Regions from separate parts of the Homo sapiens genome. Here all the other regions are linked to region 2. Evidence: chromatin contacts called from ENCODE Hi-C or POLR2A ChIA-PET data. All regions are on one chromosome and are shown on one strand. Each heading gives the region's core, a stretch centred on a gene start or an enhancer-like site at or near the end of the contact. The rest is flanking DNA. Distances are from core to core; before and after follow the strand shown. Region 1 holds the start of PARL (presenilin associated rhomboid like). Region 2 holds the start of SENP2 (SUMO specific peptidase 2). Region 3 holds the start of RPL39L (ribosomal protein L39 like). Region 4 holds the start of POLR2H (RNA polymerase II, I and III subunit H).

Region 1 (2,922 bases), core at 90-2,589, 1.7 Mb before region 2:
ATTACAGGCGTGTGAGCCACCACGCCCGGCCAGTATTAATCTTTTCTTTCCCCCTTAAACCATGCAATCTCAAATGGGATTACCACCTCCATCTGTCCTCATTTTCCACCTCCCCAGGAGTTTAAGATTAGTGCCTGACAGATCTATGTTAGTGTATGAAGATACAATGTATGTAAAGTTTTCACAAGTCCCTGATAAAATTCACCTGGAATGCTTGTCGGACATATAGGTTCTTCCACTCCACCCACCCCTCTCCTGATTGTGATTTGGGAGGACTGGGGTGAGGCCTGGGACATAAAATCCATACAAACTCTTCAGGTGATCCTTGAGATTAGGCAATGGCTCCGCCACATTAGAGCCTCGATTATTTACCACTGACTATCCCACGTGTTGATAAACAATGTTTCTTATCAGCAATCAGGTGGATTCGAGGCACCCATCTAACCAAGTCAGAAATTGGAAGGAATGAAGTTTTGAACAAAAGAGGAGGAAAATTTTCAAAGCCAAATGCACATCAGATTCTTAAACAGGTGAGGAATTTCTCTCTTCTCTCTCAAATTAGAAATGAATTACTGTGATGCAAAAATCAGCAATACTGATCAACCATACGCTTCACACTTCTACTCGGAAGGTTCGGCAGTTTTCTTTCCAAATCAACCGGAAACGAAATCTTCCACTGTCTCAATTCAACAATAAAGCCTCTCCTACGACTTTGCCAGACACAAAGTGATACCTTCCATCAGACTTCGTCCTCCCTTAGATCACAAGCTAAAGAAGGCGACTGGTTGTAATGGAACACAACCTTTATAATTAGATGGAAAAAGAATAAAAACCGCCATTCTGCCAGCTGTACTAACTTCTTCACTTCAGAAACTGGCTCAACAGTTTCCACTCGCGATTATGAAGTGTGGCACGCAATGAACCCTCAGCTTAGTTCCCCTTCCAGTCACGTCCTTCCCAATGGGAAAGGAGAAAGCGCAGGCTCGCGGGGGGCTGGGCTGGGCAAGGGGAGCGAGAAGCGAGGACTGGACGGAGGCGAGAGAGGAGAGAGAAGGGGCAGGTAAGGTGAAGGGGGTGAGCTGGGGCCAGCACAAGAGGCCCAGACGGCCTCCGCCCCCGAGGATACACGGCCAGAGCTCAGGGACCAAGAGGCGAGAAGACCAGAGCGCGGCGGCTATTACCTGCGTCCGAGGAGCTGCGGCGGGGTTAGGACCGCAGTGAGCTCCTCGCAGCTGCGGCCGCCCACCGACGCACCCCACGCCTGGCCGCAGCCCCAGCCTCTCTGCGCCCAGCCTCGCCACGCCATCTTCCCAACCTCTGCCCCACCATGGCCCGACCTTACCAACCCCAGCTGCGCAACTACTTCCGGGGCGAAGGCAACACCATAGAGCACGAGGAGCAGTCTAGAGCGCCCCCGCGCGGCTGAGCGGCAGCCGAACCAGCCACGGTGCCCGGACGACTGGCTGGCGCCCTTCTGTCCCACCGCTTCCCCTCCCACTGCTCAGCTGGCTCCGGGAGCGACCTGCGAGAGTGGCCCGGCCTCCCGGCATTTGCAGATGAGGAGGATGGGGCCAGAGCGAAGAGGGACAACTGTCATTTTTTCGAGTAACGGCACATACCAGGCGCTTTGCCTAAGATCGCATTTAATCGTCACAGCACTGCTAGAGGTAGATGTCATCACTGTTTCACTTTGCCTCTGGTCAGAGGGGATAGGACTTGCCCGGAGTTGCAGGGCTGGTCCCTAGAGGAACCAACGTGGCAAGCCAAGTTTTCTTAAATTACTACTTTTTTCTGCATCTCACCACTTCGTGTTATTCTGTATGCCTTTAACAAAGTCCAAGCCTATCGGGCGGGGTGGCTCACCCCTTTAATCCCAGCACTTTGGGAGGCCGAGGCCGGCGGATCACCTGAGGTCAGGAGTTCGATACCAGCCCGGCCAACATGGTGAAACCCCGTCTCTACTAAAAATACAAAAATTAGCCGGGCATGGTGGCAGGGGCCTGTAATCCCAGCTACTCAGTTGGCTGAGGCAGGAGTATTGCTTGAACCTGGGAGGCGGAGGTTGCAGTGAGCCGAGATTGGACCACTGCACTCCAGCCTAGGTGACAGAGCGAGATCCGTCTCAAAAAAATTACAAATACAAATACAAAAATTAGCTGGGCGTGGTGGCGCAAACCTGTAATCCCAGCTACTCGAGAGGCTGAGGTGGGAGAATCACTTGAACTCGGGAGGTTGCAGTGAGCCGATATCGTGCCAGCCTGGGCAACAGAGTGAGACCCTTTCTCATAAATAAATAAGTAAATAAACACAAAATCCAAGCCTGAAATGAAAAGCGGGCTTTCACTTTTTCATAATCCATCCCTCAACTACCTGTCAGTTAGCTTGATTCCCTGCCATTCCATTCCCCCCGACCCTAGCTGCAGCCATACAGTCATTGGCCATTACTCAAAGGCACCATCCGCGTTCCCACTGCTGAGCATTCATGCTACCGTTCTCACCACTTGAAACATCTAACCGACTTGTCCTTCAGGTCAGCCTCAAGTGTCACCTCTTCCAGGAGGCCTTTCCCAGACCTCCACTCCAATTTAGATTCCCTTCCTTTGTACTCACATACCGCTTTATGCTTATCTCTGCAATAGCACTTCATTCATTCCATAAGCTCTTATTAAGCACCTACAGTGTGTCAGGTGATATGTTAAACCTGGGGATACAATTGAGAAGACACTATATCTGACCTCACAAAGATTCTATTGTATTGGGGGAGAAGGCTCTGTAGGAGTCTAGAGAGGGGGGATATAGCCCAATTGAAGGAAGGGGCATGGGAGGCTCAGGGAGAAGGCTTCCCAGAGAAACTGATAGAGGTCACCAAGAGAAGAGGATTGAAGTGTTCCTCAGAAAGAATAGCATTTGTGATGTCTCCCA
Region 2 (2,700 bases), core at 43-2,542:
GGATTCTTAGGATTGTTTGGAAGAGGGGACTGGATTTTCTATCACTAAATAGGGTGGGATTTGTTTTACAGTTGATAATTTTTTGATGGGGTGCGTCAGGGTCCCACTCTGTCACCCTGGCTGGAGTGCAGTGGCGTGATCACGACTCACTGCAGTCTCAACCTCCTGGGCTCAAGTGATCGTCTCACCTCAGCCTACCAAGTAGTTGGGACTACAGGTGCGTGCCACCACACCCGGCTAATTTTTGTATTTTTTGTAAAGATGGGGTTTTACTATGTTGCACAGACTGGTCTCAAACTCCTGGGCTCAAGCTATCTGCCCACCTCAGCCTCCCAAAGTGCTGGGATTAAAGGCAGGAGCCACCGCGCCCGGCCTATAGTTGACAATTAACTAGAAGTGTGACATTGGAATTATAGAGGGAGAGTAACGAGACTCATTACTTACTAGCCCAGGGTAGGAGACATTAGTGGGCCGCAGGTTTCATCCTTAAATTTCTGTGAAGCCTTTCTTGAGGACATCTGCCCTTTCCTTCTCTCCCTCAGTGTGTGGTTTTCCTTTCTCTGGCTCCCACTGCACTCTGCACATACCTTTATCACAGCAACCACTTACGGTGTATTGTAATTTGTAATTATCTATGTACATGTCTCCAAGTAGACTGACCTCAAGGGCGAGGGACTGGCGCTGGTACTCAGACCCCGGGTTCAAGTTCCAGCCACGTCTCTAGCTAGTTTTGTGATCTTAGACAAATAACTTAATCGCTCTATGCCTCAATTTCCTTGACTTATAAAACTGGCTTAAGACTCTCTGTCACACGCCATTGCTGGGCATATTAAGGTGACAATGCGTGAAAAGTACGAGGCAAAAGGTAAGTGCAAAATAAAGGGCGCCTAAAACGGTAAACGTGTGTTAATTAACCTGATCTACCTTTACATGTGCATTCAGCAAACACTGAGCACCTAATGTCCTCTGGGACCCCGGAACGCCTCCTCCGGAGTGGAGCAGCCTCACATGTGGCCTGTGGGCCTTGTCCCACGGGCCGGCTCCGGATTGGCTCCGCCGAAGAGAAAACCCTGCCGACAGCCCTTCCGATCTCGTCAGCGATTGGGCCGGGACCGTCCCACAATTACTCTTGTTGCTGGGCTCGGAAATAGGGAGCGGTGCTAGGTTGCGCGTGCGCAGATTGAGAATGGAGCTTTCCGGTCGGGCGGGAGGAGGTGACGTCAGGAGTGGTGGCGGGCGGGGGCCTCTGGTAGCCCTGGGGACGCTGTATCTGTGGGCTCTTGAATCGCGTCACAAATCAGCGACCGAACTCTGGCGGTGGTGGTTAAGACGGCGAAGGCGGCAGCGGCGGCGACAGCTCTGGGGTTTGCGTCTCGGGGTGTGTCGGCCGCCGCTGCTGCTTGGGCCTGGTATGTACAGATGGCTGGTTAGGATTCTCGGCACCATTTTCCGTTTCTGCGACCGGTCGGTGCCCCCTGCCCGGGCCCTCCTGAAGAGGCGGCGCTCAGACAGGTGAGACGAGAGGGGGCTGAGCGCCAGCCTGGCCTTACCCCCTCCCCCACAGCGGGCTCCTCGGCCGTGATAGCTTTGATTCAGCCAGGCTCACCCGAAACAGGTCGCCGGGATCCTAGTGACGTAGTCGCTCCCGCCAGGCTGTAGGGAGGCAGCTCCTGATGAAGGAGGAGCTGGTCGTCTTCGTAGCGGCCGGTGATGGCAGGGTCTTTGACATTCTTGTCAGAGGCCAAGCTGGTTGCTGATAACAAATGGGGCTTTGCCGCTCTTAGGCTGAACACTAACATTGAAGGAATACTGTCTTTGTTGTGGCTCACTGTTTACAAAGCACCCTCGCAAGTGTCATCTGCAGACATTAAGTGCAGTTGAAGTGAGATTCATAGCTTGCCCAAAGCCGTTTTGACTGCAAGTACTGTCCTTGCAGCAAGAAACAGCACCTGTTTTGTTCCAAAACAGCTGTCAAACAGTCTGTGTGTTTGGGGCCAGAAGGGTTTTGTGCTTTAGAATTAGTGAATGAGTAAAAAGGCTTAGGTGCCTCACTCCTTTAAAACAATCACTAGTCTGTACTCTTAAATTCGGTTAAAATTTGGGGGAAACGCAAAGCTATTCTTTTCTTTTTTTCTTTTTCTTTTGGTTGAGACGGAGTCTTGCTCTGTCGCCCAGGCTGGAGTGCAGTGGTGCGATCTCGGCTTACCGCAACCTCCGCCTCCTGGGTTCAAGCGATTCCCCTGCCTCAGCCTCCCAAGTAGCTGGGATTGCAGGTGTGCACCACCACGCCTGGCTAATTTTTGTGTTTTTAGTAGAGATGGGGTTTCACTATATTGGCTAGGCTGGCCTTGAACTCCTGACCTCAAGTGATCCGCCCACCCCAGCCTTTGGAAGTGCTGGGACTGCAGGCATGAGCCACTGCACTCAGCCCCAAAAGCTATTCTTATTTAGCATCTACTCTTTGGAGTGTCCCATTTTATTGTATCGACCTCCTTACCTAAAAATCTGGAAAATAAAATACTATACAAATTCTATGCCCCCTCTTCAACTTTAGTGATCAAGTGTTAATTTTTTTTTTTTTTGAGAAGGAGTCTCGCTCTGTCCCCCAGGCTGGAGTGCAGTGGCGCAATCTCGGCTCACTGCAAGCTCTGCCTCCGGGAGTCACGCCATTCTCCTGCCTCAGCCTCCCCAGTAGCTGGG
Region 3 (2,899 bases), core at 279-2,778, 1.6 Mb after region 2:
CCTCTCAGGTTCTTTCTCTAAGCAAACTCTCTTAGGTTCTGAAATTGAGAAGGCGTGGAGGGTGACTATTGGATTACAAAGCCTTTATGATTCCAACAACTCTCAGTTAATAGAAGCATCCGTCCTGTCTCTTGATGTCCTAGTGACTAAAGACATGTCTAGAGAAGAAACTCTTTTAACTATATTTTTATATAGTTACATGACAGCCTTTGAGAAAATTGAGAATTAAGGCCAGGCCCAGTGCAAAATGAAAATGTTGTGGAGGTGGCGGGGAGGGGAGGCGGGTGCTGGTTTAAAAATTAAGAATTTCAAGATTGCCATAGCAGAGCAAGAAAGTAAGTACAGGGCCCTTCTGAGCCCTATGTGACTGCACGGGTGGGACCCTTTTGAAGCTAGTCCTGGTCAGGGTTTATGTCTCTGGATGAATCCAGATGTGTAAAAGGCAAGGAAGTGGCGAGATTCCTTGGGCTATCTTTGAGAAACGGGGACCTTAAAGGAGACTGCAAAATCTTACCTACTGGAATTAATGGAGGAAAAGAAAGTGTTTGCGCCTGTGAGAACGCCTTGGAAAGAGGCAGTGAGCAGATGAGGCAGATAGGTAAGACACTTGGTTTTGCTGATTAAACCACTGATGAATCAGTGCCACTCACATCCTGGGTAATTCTAGGGACACTAGTTGGACAACGCTGACATCTGAAGAGGTGGCAGGGCGGAACATGGATCCCTTTAAGGCTACTTTATTGTCGATTTCCTCCTTCTCTAAGCTAGAAACAGGGGGTGCCTGAGTGGCCTCCAGAAGCCACTACTGTAGGCCAGGAGCAGTGCCTCACGCCTGTAATCCCAGCACTTTGGGAGGCCGAGGCGGGCGGATCACCTGAGGTCGGGAGTTCGAGACTGGTGTGACCAATATGGTGAAACCCGTCTTTACTAAAAATACAAAAATTAGCCGAGTGTGGTGGCGCGCGCCTGTAACCCCAGCTACTCAGGAGGCTAAGGCGGGAGAATCGCTTGAATCCGGAGGCGGAGGTTGCAGTGAGCCGAGATCACACCACTGCACTCCAGCCTGGGCGACGGAGGGAGACCCTGTCTCAAAAAACAAACAAACAAACAAACAAACAAAAACGCTACTACTGTTGGAGTCGGCTTGAGCTGTGGCATTGTTGTTTCCAGCCCGTGACCCTCACGCCGCCCTGCTCGTTGGGCGGACCGGGCCCTGGCGGCGGGTGAGGAGGAACCTTTACTTACCGGCGCCCTGGCCTCTGCTTTTTTCCCACTCTAGGACGCAAATCTCGATCTGCAAGGGCCTGGGGCGCGGGCGGAAAAGGCGGGCCCAGCTCCCTCAGGTCTGCGTGTCACCGACCCGAACCCGCTCCGTCGTCCTGACGCCCCCGGCCTAGCTGCAGCCACCTTGTCGCAGGGGCCTTGGTGTCTCTGAGACTCCGAGACGCCTCGCCCCCACCTGGCGTTCGGAGGCGGTTGCCTCGCTGGGCGCAGCAATTCAACCGCCGCGCGCCGGATGCTAAGACCGCGATTTCCCCGGATGCTAGGGCGGTGATTTCCCCCGTGACAGGCCCCGCCCCGGCCCCGCCCAGGCCCGGGCGGTCCCGCCCCACTGAGCTGTGGCTCGGGGAGCCGTGGGTCCGACTCCTGCGTGTGATGTGTCACCAAGTTGACTTTGGGGTCCCCCATTCTTCCTTAGTTCTCTATTTTACCTCAGCGCGTTGTCTAGCTGCTGCCTGGCCACGGTACTTAGCACACAGCGTGACTTAATACTGGATAAACGAGGAAAGGATTCGTACGCCCTGGCGGGGCCAGAGGCTCACAGCTTGGGTTCCCGCGAGCACACGAGCCAGGAACCGCCAATGCCTCCAGGGGGCGCTCTCCCTCCCATCGAGCCACCGCCGGGCCATTGGAGACCAGGAGGACCTCTCAGCTCCATCCCTGCGTCTCTAACAATTGTCTCATTTCCCTGCCTGGAGTCAGTATTACCACTCCCATAACACAGATTTTTAAAATGCAACTAAATTTTAAACGAGTCACTTTATTTAAAAACAACATGAACAAAATGGGATTTCTGCTAATGCAAATATCTATACAAATTTAACGATTTTGGTTCTAATTCTAGATGAAAAGTCAAATCTCCTGTTACATATGAGAAAAGTCAAATCTCCTGTTACATATTAGAAGTTTACCTCTTGTTACCTTTACTGCAACTGCAATGGCAGTTTCAACTGTTTCAACCAAGTAATGTAGTTGGAAATGCTGTTATTAGAAGTATATCTTCCCAGCATTTCGGGAGGCCAAGGTGGGTGGTTTACTTCAGGTCAGGAGTTCGAGACCAGCCTGGCCAACATGATGAAACCCTGTCTCTACAAAAATACAAAAACTAGCCAGGCGTGGTGGCGGGTGCCTGTAATCCCAGCTGCTCAGGAGGCTGAGGCACGAGAATCGGTTGAACCCTGGAGGCAGAGGTTGCAATGAGCTGTACTCCAGCCTGGGCAACAGAGTGAGACTGCATCTCAAAAAAAAAAAAAAAAAAAAAAAAAAAAAAAAAAAAAAGTGGATATGACAGTTCGAATTAGATCTAAAACCTTTCCTAATTACACCAGTTAAATCATGAAATCATGCAATAGTAGAACAGGTGTCTTACCTACCTGCATTATCCTGTAAATATTGACATGTTATTCTACATAATCATAAACTGACCGATCACACATATCTTTAAATCTAATCATCATAACTAAAAACTGTATTTGAATAAAATTAGTGTATTTCTAAATCTGTCTTTAACAGACACAAAGATGTAAATTTGAAATGTCTTGGTAAATGAGGTTAACACAATATAAATATTTTTGACGAATTCATCATAATTTGTTCATTTTAAGGAGATTGATTTTAT
Region 4 (2,899 bases), core at 375-2,874, 1.2 Mb before region 2:
AGAGAAAAGAGAGGGAAGGCGAAGGGATGGAGAAGAGAAAGAAGGGGATGAGAGAGGAAGAAGTACGGAGGAGGAAGAGAATGGAGAGTATTAAGAGGCAAGCACGGTGTAGGAGGAGGGAGGTGAGAGTGGGAGAGAAAGACAAAGGGATAGGATGGTGAAGGGGGGCGGGAGCAGGCTGGAGCACAGAGTGCCCGGGACAGAGCTCGACCCTGAGAGCTCATTCCAGAGACAGCTGGAAGGGACGGAGATGGAGAGGTGGCTGGTGTTAAGAGGCACCATTTCAGAGGCCAGGTGCCTGGCTTCCTTGACCATGCTCCTATCCTGGTCTGGGCAGATTGGCAAGTGTCTCCTACCCCATCCCAAGGGTTGGCCCCTCTACCCTTGCTCTACTCCCACCTCTCCCTGACATCCTGATTCATCCAGCTACTTTCTCCTAACTGGGCACCTCCCAGACTTATAGCCTCTCCTCTCCAAGACGTTCCCTCCCTGCCACCTTCCTGGGCAAATTCCAGCCCAAGCTGGTAAAAAGGAACCACGGGCCCCTTCCTTTCCCTAGGGCTTGGGTCTTCCACCCCAGTGACATGAGGAGGGTCACGTGGCTTCTCAAACACCAAGTAACAATGGGGGCGATAAGTCAGCTCAGAGCCCAGGACCCCTGCTTCTAATGAGGTCAGGGGACACACCCTGGGGTGGGTGGGGGCTGGATACCCCGCATCAGCATAGACAAAGGTCCCAATTCCCACACCCATTCCTGCTTCACCCACCCTCCCTAAAGCTCCTGTCCCCCAGAGTGGCAAGCCACCTTTTTCCAGAGTCAACTGAGGGGCTCCTGGAGCCAACGCTGGGTGTGGAGCCTCCAGAGGTAGGGTCTGGGGCTGACCATCTTTCTACACACTCGATTCTATGCTTAGCATGGTGCCATGCACATGGCAGGGACACAGAGAATGTCTTGGGTGGTGGAGATAGTGGCGTAGAGAAAGTTCAATGGTGTGAATGGTGCCGCGGAAGGGGCAGTGGGGTGCTGAGACTTGGGCCCAGGTGGTGAAGGGGAGGTGCAAAGAAAACGTGCATGTTGTGGGGTGAGGGGAAGGACACCTGAGACAAGTACCTGGTGTCCTTGTCCTCTGCAGGCCCTCAGCCTCAGCCAGAAACCAGCATGCAGTTTTCCATCCCTTCGGCCCTGCAGCCTCAGACTTCCAAGCCTCAGTTTCCCCAGCTCAAAATGCTAGGACAGGATTAGGGTAGGCCCCTGGTCCTCGCGCTTCCCAGGGTAACCTGGAGCAGGGGTCCCGGAGCGCACTCCTGGGGCTCAGCTCAGCTTCACTTACCAGGGTCTGCTCGTACTGCAGCGCCCGTGGCTCCATCCCTTCCTCCGCCGCCGCGGCCGCCATCTCCGCGCACTGCCCTCTCGCCTCCCTCGGCGGTTCCGGCTCTGTCCTGGACTCGGCTCCCGGCCCGCAAAGTCCGCGCCGGCAGCCGTCCCGTCCCCGCAGCCCGGGAGGCCGAGAGCAGAGTGCGGCGGGCCCCCGGCGGGCGCCGCTGGCGCAGCCTCCCGCTCGCGTCCCCTCCCCGGCGGGCGGGCCGAGGGCGGTGCCCTCTGCGCTGCTCCGCCCGCCGGCCCATCCGGAGGGGACGGCCCAGCCAGGCTGGGGTCCGCGCGGGGCCTCCCGAGAGGCGGCAAGGGGCGCTGGGAAGGCGCAAGCCCGCGCCGGCTCCCTGCGGATGCCCGGGTCGGAGAGGGGCGCCCGGGAGGGGCGGGTCTACTGGCACGTGGAGGGGCCGGCCCGGGTTCGCGGTTCCCCGTGCCCAGGCAGGAGGGGCTGCAGACGCCTGAGCTCCGTAGGGGTTGGGGCTGGGGGCTGCGGAGCTGTCTACATCGGACTCCTCCGGGTCAGCCCGTTAGGAGCCGCCTCCCCTCTGCCCCTCCGAAGAGACGAGCGGCCCAGACAGGCCTGGGAAGGCCCCTCTGCCCCGTCAGGGGTGAAAAGCAAAGCTGGAAGGATTCGGAGAGGGTTGGGGCCGTCTTCCTCATCCTTCCTTTTCTCGGGGCTCCCGTGGGTAGGTGCACTTGGAGCAACCGGGCCTGCGGGGTGTGCGGGGGTGGAGGTTGGGGAGGGCACCGGAAGGGGTAGGCCGGAGGGAAGGGAGCTCCAGGTGCCGGGAAGTCTACTCCTGGGACGCGGGCGTGGGTCGCTTCTCCCTGGCTGGGCCCAAGGAGGAACCCAAGTCGCTGCTTCCATCCCTCCGCTTTGGGGGAACTGCCTGCTGGTGTTCTGGGTTCTCTATCAGGGGCTGGGGAAGGATAGAACAGAGGGCGGAGCGCGCGCAGGGTGGATGGGCAGCGTAGAGATAGTGTGAGAGGAGCGAGGGCAGCGCCCAGGAAACGCACAAGTGTGCGGGAGAGCCAGCACCAGGAGTAAGGGGCATTTGGGAGGCAGAGGCGGGGCTCAGGGGGCGGGAGCAGTGCCCGGGAAGGGGGGGCCTTGTGATAGAAGCCAGCACTCAGGAGGAAGGGCCAGTGTGAGGGAAGAGCTGGTATCCAAGGGACAGGGCAGTGCCAGGCTGAAGGGGCACGGAGGGGATCCGTGTCCAGGAGAAGGCAGTGGAGGGGGAACGCGCAGCACTAAGCTGGAGGGGTAATGCCCGGGGGAGGGGGGTGGCGGGAGCCCGGCTGAAGGGGCGGTGTAGGGGAAGAGAGCAGGGCCTGGGGGGAAGAGGGAGGGCAGTGGTGGGAGGGTGCAGTACGAGAGGAGGGGACAATGCAGGCTTTCCTCTTCTCCATAGCGACGTCATGGCAAATTCCCAAACTGGACGGATCCGGCTCGGGTTACGTCCAGCAGGGCCGAGCCGGCCCAGGCCGGCCCCGGGGTCCTCGGTGCCGGCTGGAGGGGCTGGG

The links. A loop is a pair of places that touch in the nucleus more often than their neighbours do. ChIA-PET counts read pairs that join two places held with the same protein, here RNA polymerase II (POLR2A). Pooled maps may share reads with other maps.
Region 1: a loop to region 2 is called in a map of CD4-positive, alpha-beta T cell, with 8 times the contacts of the local background. The contact joins the promoter of PARL here to the promoter of SENP2 in region 2. A Hi-C loop is called at or near these places in 1 of 168 maps with a recorded cell type or tissue (CD4-positive, alpha-beta T cell) and 8 of 50 pooled maps. POLR2A ChIA-PET finds 5 or more read pairs at or near these places in 1 of 52 experiments (BJ).
Region 3: a map of CD4-positive, alpha-beta T cell shows a loop between it and region 2 (5-fold over the local background). The contact joins the promoter of RPL39L here to the promoter of SENP2 in region 2. A Hi-C loop is called at or near these places in 3 of 168 maps with a recorded cell type or tissue (CD4-positive, alpha-beta T cell and CD8-positive, alpha-beta T cell) and 7 of 50 pooled maps.
Region 4: a loop to region 2 is called in a pooled map, with 12 times the contacts of the local background. The contact joins the promoter of POLR2H here to the promoter of SENP2 in region 2. A Hi-C loop is called at or near these places in 1 of 37 single-sample maps with no recorded cell type and 10 of 50 pooled maps. POLR2A ChIA-PET finds 5 or more read pairs at or near these places in 1 of 52 experiments (T-cell).

Annotation. Positions count from the first base shown.
Region 1 is chr3:183,883,541-183,886,462 of GRCh38, forward strand. PARL (presenilin associated rhomboid like) reads right to left here and starts at 1,340. Exons shown (of 10, transcript NM_018622.7): 1 at 1,182-1,340. The coding sequence starts at 1,306. RefSeq lists silencers at 1,100-1,259, 1,370-1,520 and enhancers at 1,470-1,519, 1,560-1,789.
Region 2 is chr3:185,585,003-185,587,702 of GRCh38, forward strand. It overlaps SENP2 (SUMO specific peptidase 2), which reads left to right and starts at 1,293. Exons shown (of 17, transcript NM_021627.3): 1 at 1,293-1,512. The coding sequence starts at 1,412. RefSeq lists enhancers at 1-151, 152-770, 771-1,389, 883-932, 973-1,372.
Region 3 is chr3:187,137,968-187,140,866 of GRCh38, forward strand. RPL39L (ribosomal protein L39 like) reads right to left here and starts at 1,529. Exons shown (of 3, transcript NM_052969.3): 1 at 1,246-1,529. RefSeq lists enhancers at 735-1,241, 1,110-1,209, 1,250-1,399 and a silencer at 1,440-1,669.
Region 4 is chr3:184,360,086-184,362,984 of GRCh38, forward strand. POLR2H (RNA polymerase II, I and III subunit H) reads left to right here and starts at 1,625. Exons shown (of 6, transcript NM_006232.5): 1 at 1,625-2,061; 2 at 2,788-2,899. It overlaps CLCN2 (chloride voltage-gated channel 2), which reads right to left and starts at 1,520. Exons shown (of 24, transcript NM_004366.6): 1 at 1,332-1,520. The coding sequence starts at 1,394. It overlaps LOC124906311 (a long non-coding RNA gene), which reads left to right and starts at 242. Exons shown (of 3, transcript XR_007096193.1): 1 at 242-672; 2 at 779-865; 3 at 1,134-1,226. RefSeq lists an enhancer at 1-177 and silencers at 1,295-1,884, 2,445-2,714, 2,785-2,899.